Regions from separate parts of the Homo sapiens genome. Here region 1 is linked to region 2. Evidence: chromatin loops called from intact Hi-C (ENCODE). Cell type or tissue: K562. All regions are shown on one strand.

Region 1 (5,000 bases), 190 kb after region 2:
TAATAGGACTAACATGAAAGTAAATTCATGAATTCTGTAATATTATTTACGGTAATTCAAATTCCCTTATACTGTACTTCTTCTAAATGATGCAGTTACCAAAGACCCAATAGGACTTGCAGGCCTACTATCAAGACATTTTCAACAGTGACTCCAAGAAAAGAACAATCATGATAATCTGACATTTTTTTTTCTCAGTTCATGGCATTTATTTTCAATCTTTATCACACATGCCTGTTTCCTCATTTACAAATTATTAGAAACAATAGTACCCATTATGAATTATTACTACGAAGCAAACAAGCTAATATATGCAAGATGATTAGAAATGTTAGTCATTACTATTCTGTTTATCTTTATTCAGCCAGATGATGTTTTCTATTTTTAATATATTTTCCTATTTCATGGAGAAAAAAGTTCACTGTTGTTTCTGTCCCAAAACCCTCAATCCCAAATCATGACTGCATTACCTTCTCTAAACTTTATTGGTAGAAGTTAGCTGCTTGTCAAAGTTTCAAACAAACAAGCTTAGGAAGGAAGAGAAAAATATAAGTGGAAGAATTAAAGTAACATAACAAGGACCTGCATTTATTAATATTGTATTATAAGCTCACAGTATACAGGGATTGTGTCATCCATATATTTATTATTCACAGCATGTACAGCATTGTCTTGTGTATGATTAGTGTGTAAAAAATCTGAGTGAAAACAGGATGACTGAATAAAGGAGATAATAAATGAATGACAGTTGCCAAATGCCCTTAAAGCCTTGTAAAATGTTTGTTCAAAGAAGAGTTAGAAATATAGTAAACAAGACTTGGCAATTATCCATAAATTGAATTTGTTCAGGTTTTCCTTTCTTCCAGAAGTTATCATACTAATCAGAAACTGTTACATTCATATATCAGAGTCATCAAAATAAAGTCATCGAAGAAAGGAAGATAGAATAGATAGAGAAACTTTTCTGGTAAATTCTATGACAAATTATGATTGGAGTCTTATAAGTAGTCTTATATTTTTAAAATTCTAAACTTCAGAACTTTTGAAATATAACAATCATTTTATTGAAAAATAAAAGAAAGGCTAACAGTGTGCTTTAGATAAAGTTTTTCACATAATCATGCTTATCCACTGACAGTTTCATCTTCATACTTGTGCAATATAGAAGGAAACAGAGATACTTGGAAGTGCTCAGCCCGGGGAATAAGCTACAGGATGAAATGGCCCACGCTAGGAACCATCTACTTTACCCAGTGATACACAATGGAAAATAAACCTGTCTTAAAAAAAAAAAATGGGAACATAACAGGTGTTTGGTTGATTCTAGAATAAAATGCAAATTTTGAACAACTAAGATTAAACTTTAGAAATTCAAGGTCTTTCCTACTTTCAATTTCTACCTAGGTTCCCAAAACTTCTCTCCTACAGAACCCCCAACCCCCAGCTCCCTACACAGACATTTGCACTTCTCTCTAAACACTGCTCAAAAGCAGCATTTCTCAAACTTTCTCTGATCAGGATTCACTGAGCCGAAAGGAAAACAAAAGAAAATATGGTCTACTTCACTGATTCTAGCATTGAAGAAAGCTTTGTGATGGGAACAATTAGGGAGGAATAATTATAATAGCAGCATTTCAGCAATTACGCAGGAACAAAGCCATCAGGAAAAGTGTAACCTAGGAATAATTCTATACATAAATTAAATAATGCAAAAATAGGAGCAACTGAAAACCATAGCTAGCTTAAAACAATCCTAAAATTATAACAAGGTTAGAGAATCTTCTCTGAAAATTCGGGCAATCCCAACAATCTAAGTGTGCGTTAAAAGTTCTTGCTAAGCATTGCTTGACAGTGGGATTTCTTAGCAGAATATTAAATTAGGACCCTCAAATTTTAGAAGGGTAATATTTTAATTTGTGAATATCAAATTTTTAAATTATTAATAATGCACTTGGAAGATTACTCACAGCTAGGTAATATTTATTTGAATATAAATATAAGCATATATTGAATTCCCAAACTTTTTCCACTCCTAAAAAACTGAGAAACAGACTTTCTGAACTGCTCTTGGGCTTCAGACTATGCTGAGATGAAAACACAGCTGTAGTTCAGGGGCTTCGTCACAGATAATATGCATTTTGGTGTCACCTACTGGCATGATGTGACATGACATGACAGAAGTTTATGAGCCAAAGCATTTAAAATAGTAATGGTGCATTGTTCTGTGTCAAACACTGCGTCAGGCACAAAAGGTACAGTAGTAAGCAAAATAAACTACTACTTCCACTATCAGGGGAGGCAAATATTAATAAAATAATCACAAAAGTAGAGGCAAGATGGAACGGTCCTAATCTTGGGGATCAGAGAGTGCTGAGGCTGAAGGCAGGGTCTAAGTTCTCTAGGCAAACAGAGGAAATAGGGAGATGAAGGGGAGAAGACTGCGTAGGGGACTGGACAGGAGGGAGCCTGGCATGTTTGAAGAAGTGAGGGAAGCCATGGTGGCTGGAACCCAGAAAACTGAAGGGAAAGGAGGGTAGGAGTGGTGAAACATGAAGCTGAAGAGATAATAATAGTAGTTGTAGTAATAAGATGCTCTTTCATGGATAATTCTCTATCATGGCTTCACAGAGAGCTCCAACCTGTTAATGTTCAATTTAATTGTATTGAACAGCTACAAAGGACCACATTCTATAGCTGCAATGTTCTCATCTTCAAGGTCATTGGAAAATGTTGTTATCAAAATTAAGGGTGTAGCTCAATAAACTGACAAACTCAAGATTCAAAATTGTTTTTAACAACCAGGAGTTGGGGGTTAAAACAAACAAGTTGAAAGTTAAAAAAAAATAAAGTCCTTCATGTAAGGTGAAAACAAAAATATGCAAAATATGGTAGCAACCTGGCTTATAAAAAAGATATGGAAATTTTAGTTGGCCTCAGGTTCAATATATGTTAAAAGTGTGAAAAGACACGGAATATTAACTTATGATTTTTTTAAGTACCTTTTCTGGATCAAGGGAGGTAAGAGTCAAGAGGAGTCTTTGCAGTTCTCTGTGCTACATTTTAAGGATTTTGACCAACTAGAAAAAAATGACCTGTGTAATGAAGAGTTTAAATGCATGCCAAATGAGAGTCTTAGCTTGAGGGTAAAGGGCCTATGGAAGACTTGATAAGTTTTTCAAATACTGGAAAACTTGTGATGTGAAAAGAGTGAATTCCTCCAGTGTAAAGAACAGAACAAAGGCAAGTGGAGAGACACTACCAAGGGTGGAACTTACAATGAAAGCTTCTGGAAAACAATAAGCTTATACAAATATATACTGTTTTAATAATGGTGAGGCACCAGTGGTTGTTATTTCTGAGGCCAGCATCCTATGCAGTGTAAAAGCCCAAAGATGAATGGAGAAACACGGCTCCTATTTTCTGTTCTACCTGACGGCACAAGGTGCCAATGATGCATTACTCATCAATGACCCCTGGCTTCAAAACGAAATAGACAATAACGCAGAAAAAACAGAAGACAACCTAATTGTATAAACTGAAGACAGTAGAAGATAAGCACTCAAAGACAGAGAATAGAATGACAAAGGAAAAAAGAAATGTTTTCTTTTATTTTCTCATTTTACTCTCTCCTCTGCTTTTTTAACCTACATTCTTGTTTTTATTTTTCAACTATCATCTTCTGCTTCTTAAAGAATGGTGACAGTCTTGCTTAGTGAGTTCCAGGACTCGTGGGATTTTAAAGAGATAACTTGAGAACCACAATAACCACAAAGTTTATGTAGCAATAAACATCCTAACATACTGCACAAAGTGAGAACAAAATGAAGTCAAAGTACAGTTTAAATATACTGATGGAAAATTAATTTACAATGAGTCACTAAAGGGAACTGGGGACACATCCTGTCAAGATGACCTCATTGAATCCACACTTCTCTCTCCTATACAAAGGCCCTTGGTTCTTTCCTAACCACAACAAAATTATAGTATAATATTTTAAAATAGGTGAATGCCTGGTGGGCCAGACCTAATTTTGAGCTTCCAGTATTTCCTCTTCTCTTCTTTTCTTAGAAACTACCTTAGAAAAAAGTATTTCTAAGCAAGCAAAGCCTGCATTTGTCAGTGTGAGCTAAAGTTACCTGTTCTGTTGAACGAAAGGATTGTAGCCTAGGTTTGCTAATTTAGACACAGTTGAATATAATGAGCAGATAAAGACGAGGAGCTGCAATTGGTGGTAAGAAGGAACAGGATTGTTGTGTCATAGGCATAAATGTATCTTAGCTATTTTTAAAATATAGAAATAATTATTGGTTCCTGAGAAGAAGCCGATGGTTAGTTGGTCAGTGGATTACTTCCTGTTGAACATTAGATGATATACCAAATGCTGGGTTAAGTCCAAAACAGTTTTACCTCAGATCAGTCTGACGGCTTTGAGGAAAGGAGGAGGCAGTCACATCTTATGATTTTTGCGAGGAAATATCATTTCTGATATTACCTTGAGTTTGGAAGATGAAAGAAGACTATGTGAAATATTAAGCTTTCCAAATTATAGATTCTTTGGCCATGTGAAAAAACAAGCATCATTCTTCATGGCCTCACCCTGTATTAGCTGTGACTTGCATAAAATGGCTAAGCTTCTCTACACAGTCCTGATGACTTGTTGAGGTTGTTCTCCAAAGAGAAAATAAAGTGACTGTTTCACAGGCAGAAGATCTGGTCCAATGCAATTTAACTTGTAGAGTATGGAGGAGCATACATTCTAACAATTATAAAATGACTTGTAATAGCATTATTGTGTAATGTACTTTCACATTTGTGGTGATGTTCCCCATCACTTACTTGTGATTTCTACACCTGTTAACATGTGTTGAAACATCTTCTCAGTACACATTTTACTTTTTTCTATAGACTGTAAAGGAGGCAAAAATTAAATGCTTCCTTAAGCTTGGAAACAATATTGTTCTCCAAGAGCAAATGTAGAATCAAGACGTCATAAGGCAGAA
Region 2 (5,000 bases):
CCTACTATAAATGGCAAAATCATCTGAAACTCCAAATAAGAACAAAACTATCGATTTCAGGAAAAATACTTGACACATTTGACATTCATAAAATTTATAACTGGATTTACAATTCCTCTTTTCTACAAATTCTACGTGTGTCTGTACTTTTTCACATTAACTAACAAATACTTTTTCCTATTCTGGCCATGTAATTTTAGCACACATGTTCAGGAAGCTTTTTGACGTGTGAAACACAAAGGCCAGTTCCTTTGTGGTTTAATCTGTCCCTGCTTAGAACAGACTGTACAGGAGTGGTCTATACCACAAGTTAGTGATAAGTTAGTAATTGCTTCACTTATGATATTACAAAACTGCTATTCTCATTAACTGAGACAAAAACCTGTTGTGTTCATGAGAAAATACAGCAAGACCTGTATATAATTAGTTTTGCTAAAAATGCATAAACCTTTAAAGATATTATTTAAACTCATAACAGAAATGCATGAAATACTGACCATTAATAATACTACCCTATAGTTCTTAGAGGTACGTATCTGTTTTCAAGTTTTGAATAACAAGAAGGCCAACAGAGAAGTTTGGCAACTCTGAAAAGTAACGGCCGGGTGCGGTGGCTCACGCATGTAATCCCAGCATTTTGGGAGGCCGAGGCAGGTGGATCATGAGCTCAGGAGCTCGAGACCAGCCTGGACAACATGGTGAAACCCTGTCTCTACTGAAAATACAAAAATTAGCCAGGCATGGTGGCGTGCGCTTGTGATCCCAGAGGATACTCAGGAGGCTGAGGCAGGAGAATCACCTGAACCTGGGAGGAGGATGTTGCAGTGAGCCGAGATGGCACCACTGCACTCCAGCCTAGGAGACAAAGCAAGACTCCATCTCAAAAAAAATAAAAATAAAAATAAAGGCTATCACACAATCTTTCAATGTACAATAACTGGAGTGATAAAATGTAAAATAAAATGTAAGAAAACAAGGAAAGTGTAGAAATGCATTTTAAGCACATTCAAAATGTTTTTTTTTAGAAATAACAAAAAGTGTCTGGGCATGGTGGCTCACACCTGTAATCCCAGCACTTTGGGAGGCCGAGGAGGGTGGATGACTTGAGGCCAGGAGTTTGAGACCAGCCTGGCCGACATGGTGAAACCCCATCTCTACTAAAAACACAAAAATTAGCCAGGCATGGTGGTGCATGCCTGCAACCCCAGCTACTGCAGAGGCTAAGGCCAGGCAGTGGAGGTTGCAGTGAGCCAAGATTGTGCCACTGCATTCCAGCCTGGGCAACAGAGCAAGACTCTGTCTGAAAAATAAAATAATAATAGAAATAACACAAGAGACATAAATATTTAGTGACTATAATTGGAGTTCATAAAACTCTATTGGACTCTGACTATTTTGATCACCTGACTTTAATACATGATTTTTCTGAAATAATAAAATGCCAAATCTTATCCTGAACTTATAAATTCATAAAGGCTTAATAGCATACTAAAATTTGAAAGCTTCCTTAATCAGTGTATGATAGTTGCAAACTTTGTTTTCTGATCTTAGATTCACAATTGAATTAGTGAAGATTCATAATAATTTAATGCAGATATTGCATATATGTGATTAATTGGTTCTTTAAGAATTATGTGCAAAGTATTTTTTTCTTTTTCATATATTCAAACATATTTTTAGTATACCAGTTTCCTATTTAAAGGAATAGTAATTGAATAATTTTCTAACATGAGTTTTTTAGATATAAAAAAAATCTTCATCACATTTAGATCACATTCACCTCAGCCCATGTAAGCTTCCTGTTGAAATTAACTTATCTATTCTTCACGTTTCCAACAAAACTTCCACATACGTGAATATACAGCCCCACCAGTTTATAATCTCACCGAATGCAGGAATCTTGGATTTTTTTTCACCCATGTATCCCTAAGTGGAGCAATTCTTAAGGGTGCACATCAGAATTTTCTTGAGAGTTATTTAAAAAAAAAATCACAGGCTTGGACCCCACCCCATAAACCTACTGAACCAAGAAAGGGGAATGGAATGTACATTTTAAAACAGTTATCAGGTGAGTCTGATCAGCTGACTCGTTAAAAAGCTTAAAAAAAAAGCTTTTATCTAGCAGTAGAGGGATGTTTGAGAAATGACTAGTGCAATGAATGCTTCTACAATGTCCTAAAATTCTGAGAGAAACTGTGAATTACTTAAGTGTAGGGGCTGTCTCATACTTCTTTGCACCATCTCCCTCCAACATTCCAAGTTCTCTATGTCACGTATTTTATTTCCTTTCCATCTAAAATTATTTTGTGTATTGCTCATCTCTTCCCCCTTCATAGGATATAGGTCCTTAAACAGGTGCATTACAACTTATTCAAAGTTTTATCCCCAGTGCCTAGAATAGTGCCTAGTTCTCAAAACATATCTGAGGAATAAATGAACTACCTAGAAGATTCAGTTTTCTATAAATGTGGTTAACAGTGTTACCATTTGAGGGTAGTTGTCCAGGTTCTTTGCATTTTGAACAAAGAATTGGACATGCACAAGCACGGAAGCCAAAGCAGAGATTTATTTTAAATAGGAGTACACTCCACAGGGTGTGAGTGGGCTTGACCAATACGCTCAGGGGTGCTGGTTACACAATTTTCTGGGGCTTATATACCCTCTAGAGGTTTCCCATTGGTTCACTCTAGTGGCCTGTGACCAGTCTGATCGGTTGAAGAGTAGGCCTGTGTCCAGTCTAATTGGTTGTGGAAAGGGACCAATCAGAGGTACTTTCGTTTTCTAACGGCCAGGCAGCAACTGCCACATAGCAAAAGGAGGGGTTTGTTTAAAGGGGGGTAGCCTCTGATATCCAGTCAGCACGAGTCAGCCTTTGGTTCCCTGCCTCCAGACCCTATTCTCCTGCCTTATTTCCCCCACTGAGAGATGTGATCCCCATAAATCTTTATGAGAGGAGGAGGGACTGATGGTCTTTCTTGTGTAACTACTTCATGCTGAGTTGGGGTGGAGTCCCTACCTAGTGGGGATCATGGGACTCTTTCCATGCTCTGTCTAGTAGAAACAGGATAGTTTCTTGATGGCGAGGGGTATTATCTTCATTTGGTACTTGCTGGAAGCTTTGTTGCCTGGTCATCTGAAGCTTGATGGTCTTTAGGCAAGAGGAAATGAATTTGGTTAAAAGATTTAATGGGAACTTCAAAGGTTGAATACCTATGCTGTCAGAAATGAATTAAAACATTCTGCTTAATTACTACAACAGAAATGATTCCAACCATTTGAAAAAAGGCAATTAAACTGCAAAATATATCTATGTATGTAGATAGATAGATGACAGATAGATAGATAGATAGATAGATAGATAGATAGATAGATAGATATAAAGAGATAGATACAAACATGGTGACCATTATCCATCCTACAGTAACTATATAACAAAAACACCAAGGAAAGTTTGTAGATATTATATTTTGTCTGTCTTCTAAACAGGTACTTCAGGTCGTCCACAGGATCACAGGTGTAGTGGCTGATGGGAACTTGAGGTTCCAGGTCCAGGGAACCCAAGTGATACCAGGGCTTCAGGTATCACAGACTTAATTCTTGATAGATGTATCCAACTATCTAATCCTAGTACCTTGACCACAGGAGGTGTGGCCAGTACCACTGAAAACAGTCCCTTCCATTTGGGTTGCAGTTATTGAACAGATGATCCCTCCTTCCATGTTTTAGCAAGTACTTTATCTCCTGGCCTGATTTTGGATTGTTGGTTAGTTGCTGGTATGGGAAGCCTTTGAGTTGCAAACTTTTGTAAAGCCTGCTGAAATTGTCCTAGGTTAACTAGGTATTTGACTAAACTGGCTGTTTCTGGACAGGTTAATTAATTAATTTCAGTAATTAGATCATTACTTAAGAATGGTTTCTGTATAACATTTTATATGGGCTTATATTAATTTTTTCTCTAGTGGTATTACGAATCCTTAAAAGAGCTATGGGCAGTAAGCTGATCCAAGTTTCTGATGTTTCCTTATATAGCTTAACCAACGCTCATTTTAGAGTTTGGTTAGCACTTTCTACTTTCCCAGAGGATTGAGGCCACCATGCTGAATGTAAACAGTATTTGATTCCAAGAGCTTTTAGCAACCCCTTGAGTTATTTGGGAGATAAAGGATAGACCTTTGTCACTTTGGAGACTCTGAGGTAACCCAAACCAGGGGATTATTTCTTTTAAGAGAAACTTTATAACTTCATTAGCCTTCTCTGTTCTAGTAGGGTAAGCTTTGACCAAGCCAGTAAAGGTATATATATATCTATTAACACTAACAAAAACTTGAATCCTCTGCAAGCTGGCATATGGGTGAAGTCTAATTGCCAGTCTTTCCCTGAGTAAGTTGCTCTCCTCTGGACTGGTTCTATTAGAGGAGGCATTTTGTTTCCTGGTTTGTTAAGTGCATACAGTGAGCAGGCTTGAAAGACCTGCTTAACCACCAAAGCTAAGTTAGGCCCAATGAAGAGCACGGTCAGGGTGGCATCTCTCATGATATAGAAAGAGTCAGGCAGAGGTTTTATAATCCTCCATTGGGGTTGTTTGAGGGAGATATATTTTCCTTCCCATATACCACCAGGATCCTTGTTTTTTCCTCCTTTCCCCTTTATTAACTGTTCTTCCTATAGTGTATATTTAGGTTCCACTGAGGAATCAGTCATAGAAAGGAATCTGTACTAGGGTCTGTTGGGATTGCACACTGAGGGCTGCAGCTTTGGCTTCTCTATCAGCCTTTCTGTTCCCTTGTGCTATAGGGGTTAAGCCCCTTTGATGCTCCCTACAATGGATTATAGCTACGGCCTTTGGCAGGTGTATTGCTTCCAATAGCTGAAAATTTCAGGCCCATGTTTTATAGGGGAGTGTTGGCTAGTCAGTAGTCTCCTTTCCAGATTGTAGCATGAGCATGAACCACAAGGAATGCATATGTAGAATCTCTATAGATGTCAAGCTTTTGTCCCAA

The links. Peaks named below come from ENCODE experiments on the same cell type or tissue, not always from the same donor. Only the 100,000 strongest peaks of a DNase experiment are listed, where the experiment ranks them.
Region 1: a loop joins it to region 2, with 4 times the contacts of the local background. A loop is called at or near these places in 5 of 110 quality-filtered maps.

What each region holds. Positions count from the first base shown.
Region 1 is chr4:74,621,089-74,626,088 of GRCh38, forward strand. No RefSeq gene overlaps it. Among named protein-coding and RNA genes, the nearest start is that of BTC, 170 kb to the right of the region's middle. RefSeq lists a silencer at 2,027-2,321. In K562, a CTCF peak has its summit at 2,143 (motif pointing left); a DNase peak (open chromatin) is centred at 2,123.
Region 2 is chr4:74,431,037-74,436,036 of GRCh38, forward strand. No RefSeq gene overlaps it. Among named protein-coding and RNA genes, the nearest start is that of AREG, 12 kb to the right of the region's middle. In K562, no CTCF peak of the experiment used is centred here; a DNase peak (open chromatin) is centred at 2,785.